Regions from separate parts of the Mus musculus genome. Here region 2 is linked to region 1. A link is a contact called in ENCODE Hi-C or POLR2A ChIA-PET data. All regions are on one chromosome and are shown on one strand. The core of a region is the stretch at or near the end of the contact, and the rest is flanking DNA. Distances in the headings are between cores, read along the strand shown.

Evidence for each region. A loop is a pair of places that touch in the nucleus more often than their neighbours do. ChIA-PET counts read pairs that join two places held with the same protein, here RNA polymerase II (POLR2A).
Region 2: a map of left cerebral cortex shows a loop between it and region 1 (2.8-fold over the local background). The contact joins the promoter of Cdh6 here to the enhancer-like site in region 1. A Hi-C loop is called at or near these places in 4 of 37 maps with a recorded cell type or tissue (all left cerebral cortex). POLR2A ChIA-PET finds 5 or more read pairs at or near these places in 1 of 5 experiments (Patski).

What each region holds. Positions count from the first base shown.
Region 1 is chr15:13,134,899-13,141,211 of GRCm38, forward strand. The region is part of intron 1 of Cdh6 (cadherin 6); the gene reads right to left. Among named protein-coding and RNA genes, the nearest start is that of Gm46513, 17 kb to the right of the region's middle. Within about 2 kb of position 4,016, at least 1 of the 3 ENCODE cell types and tissues checked has a DNase peak (open chromatin) inside an H3K27ac peak, as active enhancers do; it is left cerebral cortex, where a contact is called at or near this core.
Region 2 is chr15:13,169,598-13,175,910 of GRCm38, forward strand. Cdh6 (cadherin 6) reads right to left here and starts at 4,078. Exons shown (of 12, transcript NM_007666.4): 1 at 3,917-4,078. It overlaps Gm46513 (a long non-coding RNA gene), which reads left to right. Exons shown (of 3, transcript XR_003951639.1): 3 at 1-1,507.

The sequences.
Region 1 (6,313 bases), core at 2,766-5,265:
AAGAAAAAAAAATCCATGCAATATTCAAAATGAGCTTGAATCATTTCAAAGGTATTTGGTGGTAACTCTACATCCGTCGCCTCCACCAACCGTGTAGGAAAGGTTCCAGCTGGGAAGAGGTGTCCAAGGGCTAAGTGGACACTGCCCCGGGGTTCCCAGGCCACTCTTTCTCTGTTTCCAAGTCAACATGCAGATATGTGTCAATTTGATTAAAATATCAATTTTGTGAGTGCGCTTTAGTTTAATTAACATTTGACTCCCCGAGTCGCAGCAGACTGTGTCATCTGGGGATGAAATAAGGTGACAGCGGCTTTGGGCCAGGAGAGGAAAGGGCTACAAATGAAGCCACCATCAACAAACAAACTGTAATTAAGACACAATCACATGACTAGGAGAAATTAAAAATGAGAGTACTGGGCTTCCTGTGTATTTTCATGTGTTCAGCTCTTAAATTTTAAGGTCTTCATCTTAACCCAACTTCTAGGTTCTTGCCCAAGATTCTTTCTCGTTCTTTGACCCCTAGCTCAGGAGATCTCTCCCAAGTATTTGTTTATTAGTTCACATACTTTGGACCATGGATGAGAAATTGTGCTGGTTCTGTGTCTTTCGTACGTATCTCCAGTTTTTCTCAGCATCATTTTGATTTTAACTAGGCTGAATGGATGTGTTGTGCTACTGAGAACAGACTCCGGATTATCTGCAAAGGGTATTTTAACCCTAGATCAGTGCTTTTTGGTTTCTTTGAGGAAGGAAAAATTCCACTTCTTTAAAACAAAAGTGTGTGTGTGTGTGTGTGTGTGTGTGTGTGTGTGTGTGTGTGTGTGTTTGGTGTTCTGCTAAGGAACAAGTTAAGTTGGGAATGCATCCTAACAGTATTTACCATCAAGAATTTAATACAAAAGCACAGAGGCTGTTTTGGTCTGGTAAGTGAACAGAAAATCCAGATTTTTGTTTCTTCTTTCTTTTTCTGTTTAGGCTTTGTGTGTGTCCTCCTGGTGTGGGAGATGTCACATGAGTTCATGGGACAGTAGGTGTATAGAGATCTGGTTAGAGAATAACCATTACTGTAGGTCCTGGCCTCTCTTGTTTGGGACAGGGACTTTTGTTTGCTGCTCTGTCCATCAGACTAGTCGGCCTTCAGGCTTCCAGGGACTCTCCTGTCTCTCCTCCCATTATGCCACAAGAGCACAGGGATTAGACTCGTGCTACTATGCTCAGCTTTCTCATGTTTGCCAAAGCTCTACTCCTCAGCTATCTCTCCAGCTCCACAGTTCCACTTTTTCTCATGGAGGACTTATTTCCTGGTTTCCTAACTCATTTCTCCCTTCCGTTTTTATAAGGCACATTGATTGCCTTGTGCTATGGAACACCTGCACTCTTTCCCATGCTAAGGGTTGCACCTAAGACCTTGCACATGCTAAGCAAGTGCTTTACCATAGAGCTATGTCCCCAGCTGCCGGTGGCTTAGAGATGGAGCAGGAGGATAAGTCAGTAGCAGTGGGGGAAGCCCAACGCTTCCATAGTCTCTGTTAAGAAGCACATTGGAAACGTATTTTATGGTGTTTAACATGAAAGTTTAACATCATAGAGGCTGTTTGGCTTTCTTTTTTTCTTTTCTTTTTGGAAAACGTTGTGGTGCTGTTCAGACAAGCTCTTGAACAGTCTGTTCATACAGTATGCACCTTGCCTTAGTGAGTTCCATGTGCCTGCGGAGGACTTATCACCGGGATAGGGATTATATTTTTTTCTGTATATTTTGAGTTTATCTTTTAATTTTAGACTCTAAACAACATCCTGAGAACCTGGAGGAGCAGAAAGGCCCGGGGCTGCTTTAAGTCCTGCTTCTAAATTAGGACTTCAGGGCTCTTTCTGTGCCAAAGAGAAAGCAAATATTCTTCCATGGGGTTTTTTTTATGCTGTGTAGGATCGTGATTATTTTGACATCATTGTGGGGGCCAGCAGCAGAAGCAGGGGAAACAGATCAGCCAATTAAACACCTATAGTGTTCAAAGGATATGGAAGATAGAATTTAATTATGAAACAGATGACACTACTCAATCTTAATTGTCATGCCAGGATCCAGCTCATTGGCCTGTTAATCACCAGCCAGAAGAATGGATAGCAGGGTCCCATACATCAGTCACCAAGGGCAAAAAGCCTCTGGCCATAATTACAGTGCTCCTTAATAATCTGAACCAGGACCCACAGCAGAAGCACAAGGAAGCTTCTACCTGTCTTTTGAGCTTTAAGGCCTGGAAACCGTTCATGCAGTTGCTCTGATGGCAGACAAAAGGACCTCTTCATCACTGTAAATTCTTTTTACTAAGAGATCCTTAGGCGGGAGTCAAATGTTTCACACGCGTTCTTTCAGAGTTCTAATTCTTTTTGCATAAAATAAAAATTAACCACAGTTATTGGTTCTGCCAATAATATCCGGGGAACTAGAGACCTGCAAGGGCTTCCAAATTGGCAGCGGCCGCACAGTTGCAACAGCCAAATTGCTCTCACAACTTGTTATAAGTGCCTCCTAGCTCCAGAGAGAAAATATTTTTTCCCCAGTCTACAGCTCCTTATCCTGTTTTGCTCATCTGCAAACTTCACAAAAGACAGAGGGTGATGTGCTCCATCCCCTACACACCAGCCTAGTTTGGCCAGAAAGTTAACACCTACCCACTGTAGCAATCAGAGCAGCACAAGGGGTCTCAAGGGAACAAAATATGCATGGGATTTAGAGTCCAAACACGCAGTTTCCGGCACGTACACCACCCCTATCCCATTGCTTACTAAGTTCCTCTAGCTCAATCAGATTCTGTGTTTTGGAAGACAGATGGACCTTAGGTCAAGAGATGGGGCAGTGGAACTTAGATGCTCCACACAGTTCCAGTTAGAATCACATGAGGTTGTGGGGGGGAGCATAGGATGGAAGGAGCTCATGAGGAATTATGCTAGGTGGCTCTCCATTCTTAATGCATTCTGGAGAGGCAATATTTCTCTGTGCTACAGAAGAAGAAATGACATCAGGAAGATTAAATAAAACAAACACCTAAGAATCATGTAACTGTGTTTCTGGCTGAGATGGAACAGATATCCCATGTCTGGGTCTGGGGTCAGGTTTTAATTTTATCCCCCAGAGTTTGATTCATATCCCAAGCCTTGGCCTCTGGGATCTGTGGTTGAAGGACCAATGGTTTCTTAGATAAGCCATCCCCAGTTTCAAGAACCTGTGTCAGCACCCACGAATCAGGGGTCTGTGAGGATGAGACTGGGAATAGGGAGACCATGGTGAATCACACGGAAGGTCTCTGTAGTCACAAAGGTCCTCCTGAGGGGGTGGGGGCCTGACAAGGTTCTAGAGCTGCTATGCTATTGCTTTTGAAGAGGCCATAAGTTGAGAGATGCAGGTAGCCTATAGCAGCTGGGAAAGACAAGAGAATAACAGGTAGGTTTTAGCCACATAAACTCCTTTTCGTTTGTTTGTTTGTTTTTGTTGTTGTTCTAGTTTATCTTTTTGGGATTTCATATGCGAGTATATATTTTTGTCATTTCCATCCCTCTCTCTAATCCTCAAGTCCCTCTGAGTCTGATCTATAAATGTTTATAGGAATAAACTTACATTATTTTAAGCCACTAAGCTTGGATTAGAGCAGGAAGACACAAACAAATGGATCTTTGTCTGTTCCAGGGTTCTCCCGTCTTGCTTGCTCTTATGTAGGGTGGCTAAGGTAGACACCCTTCTCCTAGGAGATGGGAAGTTATTCTATAATCCTGTGTATGAAACAGTTCTACAGTGTGTTATTTCCTACGTGTGGTGTTATGTTGAAACTGAAAGAGTTTTGGATTTTGGAGTATGGTGGATTCAGGTTTTCAAATCATGAATGCTTAATATGTCTATGAAACTTCTGCTATGTTTTCTCCAAACCACAGTGTTGCCAAATGTGTGGGATGACAGAGTGCTGAAGAGAGTCAGGAAGGTTCTGGAAAATGTGAGGCTCCTCTATCTTATTATATATTTTTTCCAATTAAATCCCATAAAGGGAGATGTGCTGGTTACTTATTATCAACTTGCCACAAGCTAGAATCACTTGAGAGTCTTAATGAGGAATTATCTAGATCATGTTGAGCTGTGGAGGGCTGGCTTGAGTGCTAATTGATTTACGAAGACCCATCCCATTGTGAGTGGCACCATTCCCTAGGCATATGGTCCCGACTAGCTAAGACAGGGAGGGGTGAGGATCCAGTCATTGCTCTCTGTTCTTGACTGTAGATGTGATACAACAATCTGCTTGAGTTCTGTCTTCATTCACTTCACCTCAGTGATGTCAGCCAAGTAAGTCCTTCCCTCTCCTACAGGTCCTCGTCAGGGTCAAGAAAACTGAAACTAGAGCAGGGTAAAGTGGGGGAGAATGGGGTACTGTGCTTTGGAGTTCAAGGAGTCATTCTCTGCCTCCCTCCACCTCTTCCCTCCTTTCTTCTTTCTTGGCATGTGGCTGAAGCTCAACCTCACATACACTAAATGCATGGTGCAAGCACTTCCCAGGGAGTTTGCCCTTGTTAAAGTGGCCTCTGTGCTGGGGAGGAGGTCCCTGTTTTGAGGAGCACCTCCAAGGCACCAGACTGCACAGTGTGAACAGCCACACCAATTTCTTACGAAAGTCGTAAGATCACGTTTCTTTCCATTTGATTCTGAGCAGCATAAAACCCTCCACATCCTTAATTAGTTTCACAGAGTGATTTGATTGCATAATAATGAGGATTGTGGGATTTCACCCGCTCATCTTTCTTCTTCCTCAAAAGCCTAATTTTTCACGACGTATTTTTCGGTCCTAAACAATTTCTGAGGATAACAAAGATAATGAATTTTATGTACATAATTTGTAAAGGCATTTCATTCAAGAGGAGGATGAAGCAGCTGCTTTCCTCCTCCAGGCAGTAGGGAGGAGGTGGGCTCTGTGGGAAGGAGCAACTGTGCTCTGCTTACAGACAACCCTAACTTGCTGTGAGAACATGGATGAGTTGTACAACATCTCTGAGCCTGGGGTCCTCTTCAGAGAAAGGAGAGCAGCAAATTAGAAGAAATTATCATCCACACCCTCCCTTGCCCCCATCATCATCATTGCTTATACACACCCGTTGTGAGATCCTGGGTTCTGTTTTTCTGTGGACTGAAAACATCCCTTCCTAAATGGACTATTCAATTAAATCTATGCTGATTTTATATATATATATATATATATATATATATATATATATATATATATATATATGCGCAGAAAAGTGCTTCATTTACACCAAGAAAAGAAGCTCAATTTTAGTTCAGGAAAGGATTTAGGTAGAGCTGGGATTCCACATTTCCCTCTCACTAATTATATCTAGGGTGGGTTGAGTAGAGTCTGTGCCAGAATCAGAATATATTTATTACCTATGCAATTTTAGGGAAGTTATTTAACCTCTGTACTTTCCAGATAACTCACCCACAATTTGAGGAAAACATCACCTCCACATGGTGTATTGAATATCTGCATCCGTGCTATGGATGGGGAGTGTCAAGACTAGAATGTGCGTTCTTACAGCATGTACCATTCTCTTTGTCATGTCTCATGCCCAAAGGATGCCTGACCTACACTCCCAGAGCCTCCGAGGGATGTTATTAACTTTCTGCTTTTGTGCTGTCTCTTTGACAGACACAAAGCCTGGAGTCATTTATGCACCAAACAAAGCACTTAGAATTGAAATCAAGCCATATAAAGGCATGCTTGCCAGAAAAGCATCTTATTGGACAACCACGGAAGCAGGGCTTCCACCAGCCACGCTGCCCTCCATGTCCTTTTGCCCCTTGACCTGTGTGGTGTCTTACAGCATGTCGGGCTGCTGCTCACTTAGATGCCAGGAGCACCTGCCACATGTAACAGCTCCTGATACCTCCAAATATTGTCAAATGTTTCCTGGGCAGGGGACAATGCTTCCTTGTTGAGAGTCACTCTCTTGAAAGTATGACTTAAATTTTTTTGAGGAACTGCTGACATAGTTGTATAGCGTTTGCCCAGCATGTGTGACACCCTGGGTTCAAGTTCCCTACTGTGCACAAAAAAAAAAAAAAAAAGAACAAAACAACAACAATAACAGTAAAAAAAACTCAACATAACAACACACACACACACACACACACACACTCACTCCAAAAAACCCAAACAAAAGTAAACAGAAATCAAGACAATGCCCGAGCTTAGACGGAGACATAAATATTTGGACACTGAAAACGAGAGGCCAATGGCTAGCCATTTGTCTCTGAAAGCTTTAAGTTTGTCTCTTATCA
Region 2 (6,313 bases), core at 2,828-5,327, 35 kb after region 1:
TATCTCATTTGCAACACATTTCAAACTTTGGAGCAGATTTTTAAATTGGAAGTTGCAAGCCGAAGATTGGCGGCAGAAAAGGCTGATTCACCTTCTGGAACTTATCTTGCTCAAGTTCCAGGAGGAGCTTTTAAAGATGGGGGTTATCTAGGGCCGGTGGGAGGGCTCAGTTGGTAAAGGTGCTTGCTGCCAAGTCTAAGGACTTGTGTTTGATCTCTAAAAGGCACATGGCGGAAGAGGCGAACCTACTCCTACAAGCGATCTGAGCTCCACACAGGTGCCATGGCATATGCTCAGGTGTGCACACCTGTATACACACACATAACACATACAACACACACACGCACACACATAGATACATGCATGGACACGTACAATACACACACACGCGCACACACATAGATACATGCATGGACACACACACATAACACATATAACACACACGCGCACACACATAGATACATGCATGGACACATACAATACACATTTACACACATACACACATAGACACAAATAAAAGAAAAAAATGTAACATATTTTTTTTCAGAAAAGGTCACCCAAAAATATTGGTATGTACCATAGAGAAAAATTACGAAACATAATGATCAAGATAAGGGCACATGTGCATCTTAAATGCTTTGAAACTTACACTTATTTGAATGGGAACGTCTTACTGTTAGACTCCTCTATTTCAGCAGAAGGTCTGCACGTTTAAGGATACTTAAAAAGAGTTATTGGTATTTCTTTTCTCCAAACATTTCTTTGGTGGTAAGAAATCTTTAGTGGTTGGAGTCATAACTATAAGCTCATTCTTATTAGTTAGTAAAATGTTATTTAGGAAGTAGAGCCTTGGCAAGGTTCTAGGGAAATAGATAGGAAAGTGTTGTATAATTTTGATAGTGGGAGATTCACGATTAATTGGCCATTGCTTTGATTTGGAACTGTATGTAGACTTTTAAAATAACCAATAGTCTACATACTTAGAAAATTATGAAAATACCTCGGAAGTCCCTTAAATGAGAGGAACTATAGAAGTGGCAGGCAATGGCTTTGATCTGATACACATATTAAGGCTCTGCTAGGATAGTGCTAACTTGTCTATGAAGAAAAATCAGTCAGGCTCTAATTATAGCAAAATCTGTGTTGCCATTGAACTACATGTTGGAGGTATGGAGTGGTCCCTCCACACTAAACAAGAAAGTTGAGGCAGCTGGAAAGATGTCATCTTAATAATACATTGTCATCTGCAAATACAAAGCAGGTAGAACCAGAAAGAAAGCCCACACAAGACTTCCCAGGGAGGTGGGTGCTCGCCACAGTTTATCTCTGTTTTGATCCTGGGATGGGGCACTCACCCAATTACCACTAATTAGACATTCAGAAGTCACTGTTCTAACTTGTTGCTGCAGCAAAGAAGGGGCCTGTGATCCCTCTCAATGTGCTTTCTAGAAATGTCAGCTGTTGGCAAGTGTCTCAGGCACTCTGCACTCTGCAGTCTTGTTCCTGAGAGAAGAGGACACCTACAGCAAGCTCTTCCTTTCGAGGCTGGTAGAAGTGGTGGGTGGAGGGCGTCAGACACAGGGGTAGGGTTTTTTTTTTTTTTGATAGAAGACAACCTGATAGAAAATGCTCCTGTTCCATATATCATCTTTGCAGAGTTAGCGCTGAGAAACATAATTGCAATAAATTGGCGTAAAAGCCAACTAGTAGAAAGACTGGAAGTCCCCCTGGAGACACCAGCCTGCCACTTCCTCCTAATGGCAGCAAATTGTGGACAAATATAGTGTAGTCACATCATTGGGCTGCATTTTTCTCTCAGCAATGTACTGTTACCTTGTATCTCTCTGAAGAACCTGATCACTTCCTCTGCTTCCAAAGTAAGGCACAAACCATAAAACCGGGTAAGAAGGGCTCTCTACCTTTTATATCACTTTGTTAATTAGAATACCAGCAAGAGAAAAGGGAGAGGGTGAGACACAGTTGTTCTCCGTTGGATTTCTTTTAAGTTTCTGAGCTCTGCATCAAGAATATGGCCTCTGGTGTACCCTTTGCCCTCTCCATGACGTCATGAAGCTATCTGCTTTAGCATATTCCCTTTCTGGTCACAACTGGTTTTCAGATTCTCCAGAACACCAAACACAGAGTCAGGCAAGTGCTCCTACACAAAGGACTGTGCTCAAGCTAAATTGGGAGGAGAGTTTGTTATCTTCTCCTCGCTCCCCCCCTTCCCCCCAAAGCAGAAAGAATCCCGAGGATTTTCCCTTTTCAGGTAAAACTATCAGCAAGAACAGAAAGAAAAAAGCCAGCTTTGGCCCGCATTCACATGGCAGTTACTCATTCTCCCGAGGAGTTGTGCATTAACTGGCCACATCTCTGGCTCCCTTAGAATCACAGGGAGGAGTTTGCACACACACACCCGCCCCTGATAATTAACCACCGCAAAAGCTCACAATTAGCATTCTCCCCCCCCCGCCCCCCCCAACACAGAAGTACGCCCCAGACACACTGTTAAAGGAAATAGCTTTTCTGGTTCGCACTGTGTGACTTCAGTAAGTGAAAGTGAAGAGACACAGACCGATAGAGCTTGCAGTGACTATCATAAAAAAAAAAAAGTGTCTTCATAGGAAAAAAATGAGTGGGAGAGAGAAATGTGTGAATGTTCCACGTGATTAAACTTCTTGGTTCTTGAATGTTCTCGGTAGTAGTTAAGTTAGGCAACCAGCCCCTTGCATACAAAGACCCTCACGTAACTTCCCATAAAATATGGATTTTATTGCAGCAGCGACAACATTTCTCAGTACCACATTGACCTCGCCAGCATCTCCCATCTCGAGATGGACCGTAACTCTTGGCAGGCGAATAACTACGGAGGAGGAAGTGACCCCAGCTCTGCGGCATTATAGGACTCCGCAACGACCCGCCTTCATTAAATTCCACATGAACGCCTTGGGGACTTCACTCTTGCATCTGACACCTCACATCAGACGCACCAGACCTCCTGCTCTCCAGTCTAAGGAAGGCATTCTCCCTCAGATGTGTGTGTGTGTGTGTGTGTGTGTGTGTGTGTGTGTGTAGCCTTGGAAGAGCACCAGCGAGCGGCGTCTTCCACATGACTTTTCCCTGGACAGTGTGCTCCATTTTCGAAGTCCAGTGTCGGACTTGCCTTGCAACCTAAGCATTTCTGCTCTATGAAAGCCTGAAGGCATTGCTAGGAACATGCGAGCTAACAGTTTTCTTTAAGCTCGTTCTCTCGGCCAAACCATCTCTGTAAGTTTGCCTTATTGGGAACATTCCAGAGTTTCCCGACTACCTGAATTAATTTCTGCGTTACTCTCAAAGCCATAAAAAAAAAAAAAAATCCCATAACTCAGGCCAAGCAGTCACCACACAGACCCTTGTATTGTTGGGTAGGTGGAAATCAATCAAGCCCCAAACGGCTCCACCGCTCCGGCACTCACTAGCGCCCTTGGTAATTGACCAGCCAACTTTGCAAAGCTAGGGCTCCACTAGCCGCCTCCGCCAGCCCCGCGGAGTGGACCTCGGCAGCAGCTTTCTCTCCTCCACACTGTTCCCTGCCACCCCCCGCAGAACCCTAGGCGTCTCGGTCTTACCAGGCGGCGGAGGAGCGGCGCCCAGGCTCCCCGGGAAGCGGCGCCGGTCCTGGGCAGAGGCAGCAGCGCCACCAATGCAACCGGACTCGCGCGCAAGCCCGCCCGCACCCCAGCTCCCAGCTGAGCATCCCTCCCAACTCCGTGCACCGCAACACCCGGCGCAGAGGACCGCTCTCTTTCTCTGATTGGCTTCCATCAACGCTACGGAATTAAAATAATAGCTATGTATAAAGAAGAAAGAGAAGGCAAGGGAGAAAAGAAACGCACGCACAAGCTCCCGCATTGGCAACAGAGACCGAACCCACCTCGGTTTGCCTTCCGGCTCCTGGGGACACCCTGCCACTCGCCCAGGATGCTCCTGCCTCCACCACGGTCTTCTGCTCTGTGCTTCTTGCTGCTGTGGCTGGAACTGCAGCTCTCGGGATGGGAAGGTTACGGCTCCAGAGAGCTGGCTCTTGTGGGCACACACTGATTTGCAAGTGAATGAAGTGGGAGGGAGCAAAGAGAGGAGGACTTTGTTACAGAGGCCCAGTGCCTGCCCCCGCCCGCCCCCTCCCCTTGACAGAATGACTCCCAGTGTTTGAAGTCCGGAGCAGTTCGCTCTCTGGAACACTCCCGCTGCCCCAGGCTTTCCCTTCCTCTTTTTTCTTATATATTTTTTAGGGGGGACGGCTTAAGACATACTGAGAACTTGTGTGACTCTATCTGATCTTTCTTTTTAAGCTATCAAAATGCACCGTGTTCAATTACCAGCAGCGGTCGGATGTTCTTTTCTAATAGCCCAGGCAATTAAGATTCCCGGGGACACGACATGGTACGGCGTGGCGCTGTGAGCCAGTTTGGGGGGGAGACAGTACGCACGACCTGCACTCGAATAAAATAACCCCGGTCTTCTGAGGTAACAATACCGACGGCTGTTCTGTATAACATAAACAGACGCGAGCAGACAGATTCATGAATGTCAGTCTTTGCTTCTCTCATCTCAAGAACACTTTTTCCCCCCTTGTAGCTTCTGGAGCTCTGGCGCTGTTGCAGAGTGGGTAACCCCAGAGAGCTGTAGCATGAAGTCATATGCCCCCGAGAGTGTAGAAGCGGTTCAAATCCAAACGCCCCGGGCTCATCAATGTCTTCGTGGCTGATCCATCTTTCTAAATGAGCAGATAGCAGGGCACACTGAACTAGCAGAATAGGATATATATTGATATTTAAGACGTATTTGTTGTGTTGAGATCTTTCTGGGAAGTTACTGAAGCAAGATAACGTCTATGTGAAACTCCTTGATACACATAGCTGTCTGGATGGGTGTCCTTATACTCGAGAAGAAGTGACTTCTCTGAAGGGACTAAGCTGCAGAAGTCTTAAACACGTCAAAGCATTGTTAAAGGAGAATCATGCCTTTTCTGCCTAGGAGATGCAGACACGTTGCAGTCAAGCACTATTGGATTAAGAAAATTAAATCTAATTACCACAATGGTTTCACCCCGGGTCAGCCACAGACCCAAGCCAGCTGTTTCTGCATGTTACAAGCTCGCAGCAAGATTTCCATTGCATGGTGCTTTAGTGACATTCCAGCCACTTGGCTTCTGAGTGATCTAACTAGCTAGAGGTCGGTCTTCTTCCCAAGAGAGCTCTTACTAGAAAAAAAAATCTTTTGTGTCCCTAATAGAAGTTGAGGCATTTTAATGAAGCCCAAATCAAAGTATTTCTTCCAGGCAGCCGGTGCTTCAAAGAATTGTATGTGGAACGGTCTTAGTCCAGATGTTCTGCACATGGATGCTGGCAAGATTTGAAAAGCCATCCTTGGGATGAGGAGATAGATGCCTGCAGTTTGCAGAAAGGAGGCTGAACATGGTCTCTTCATGTGGGTATTTGAACTGCAGTGGAGGAGGGATGGGGGAGAGGACAGCTGGTTCACATTCATTCATTCCTCAGGTTGTAGACTTCTTAATTTGAAAGATTACCTTGGTATGTCTGTACAGTCCTTTACAGCTCACAAAGTATTCTTATAGACCATTTGATGGGATTCTTCTGCTAATATGATTTTTTTTTTTGGCAGAAAGGACAGAGGAAATAGATTGATAAAAGCACAGTAAAGGTTAAGGACTATGTCTAAGATAATAAAACTAGGAAGGAACAAAAGGCGAAATACCCAAATGTGTACATGCCAACTAGTGTATATCCACAAAATGTATGCAGATATAATTTACTAACATGTGTGATGATAAATTAATAACGGAACATGTGCGAGTATGTTAAAAACACATTTTGTAAGATTGTCTCTAGCAGACAGATGTATAAATTAACTGATTTTATGCTATATGAAGGGTCATAGTGAAGTAGATTTTCTATCCATCGAAGCAGTTAATGTCTCACGAAGGAAAAAAATCTCTTAATTGTTTGTGATGTATTACCCTTCAAACTCCATTAAGCGGCACATCAAAGGTGGTTAAACAACCTCATTTTATTAAGAGTGGACAATCAGCTCGCTCCTGAGCAGTTTCATGTGGCAGCAGTAAGTGACATGAAGGAGTTTGCAACCCCAGGATATTATTCTAAAAGACTTCATGTGATTCTCAAGACTTCCTACTGACATTTACCACAATGACTACTCATGTCGATAAAAATATCCAGGATTATTTCATCCTTCTTTCGGAGGTAGGGGACTAAGCATTGCTGAGTCCTGTTATAAGTTGCTCTCTGGC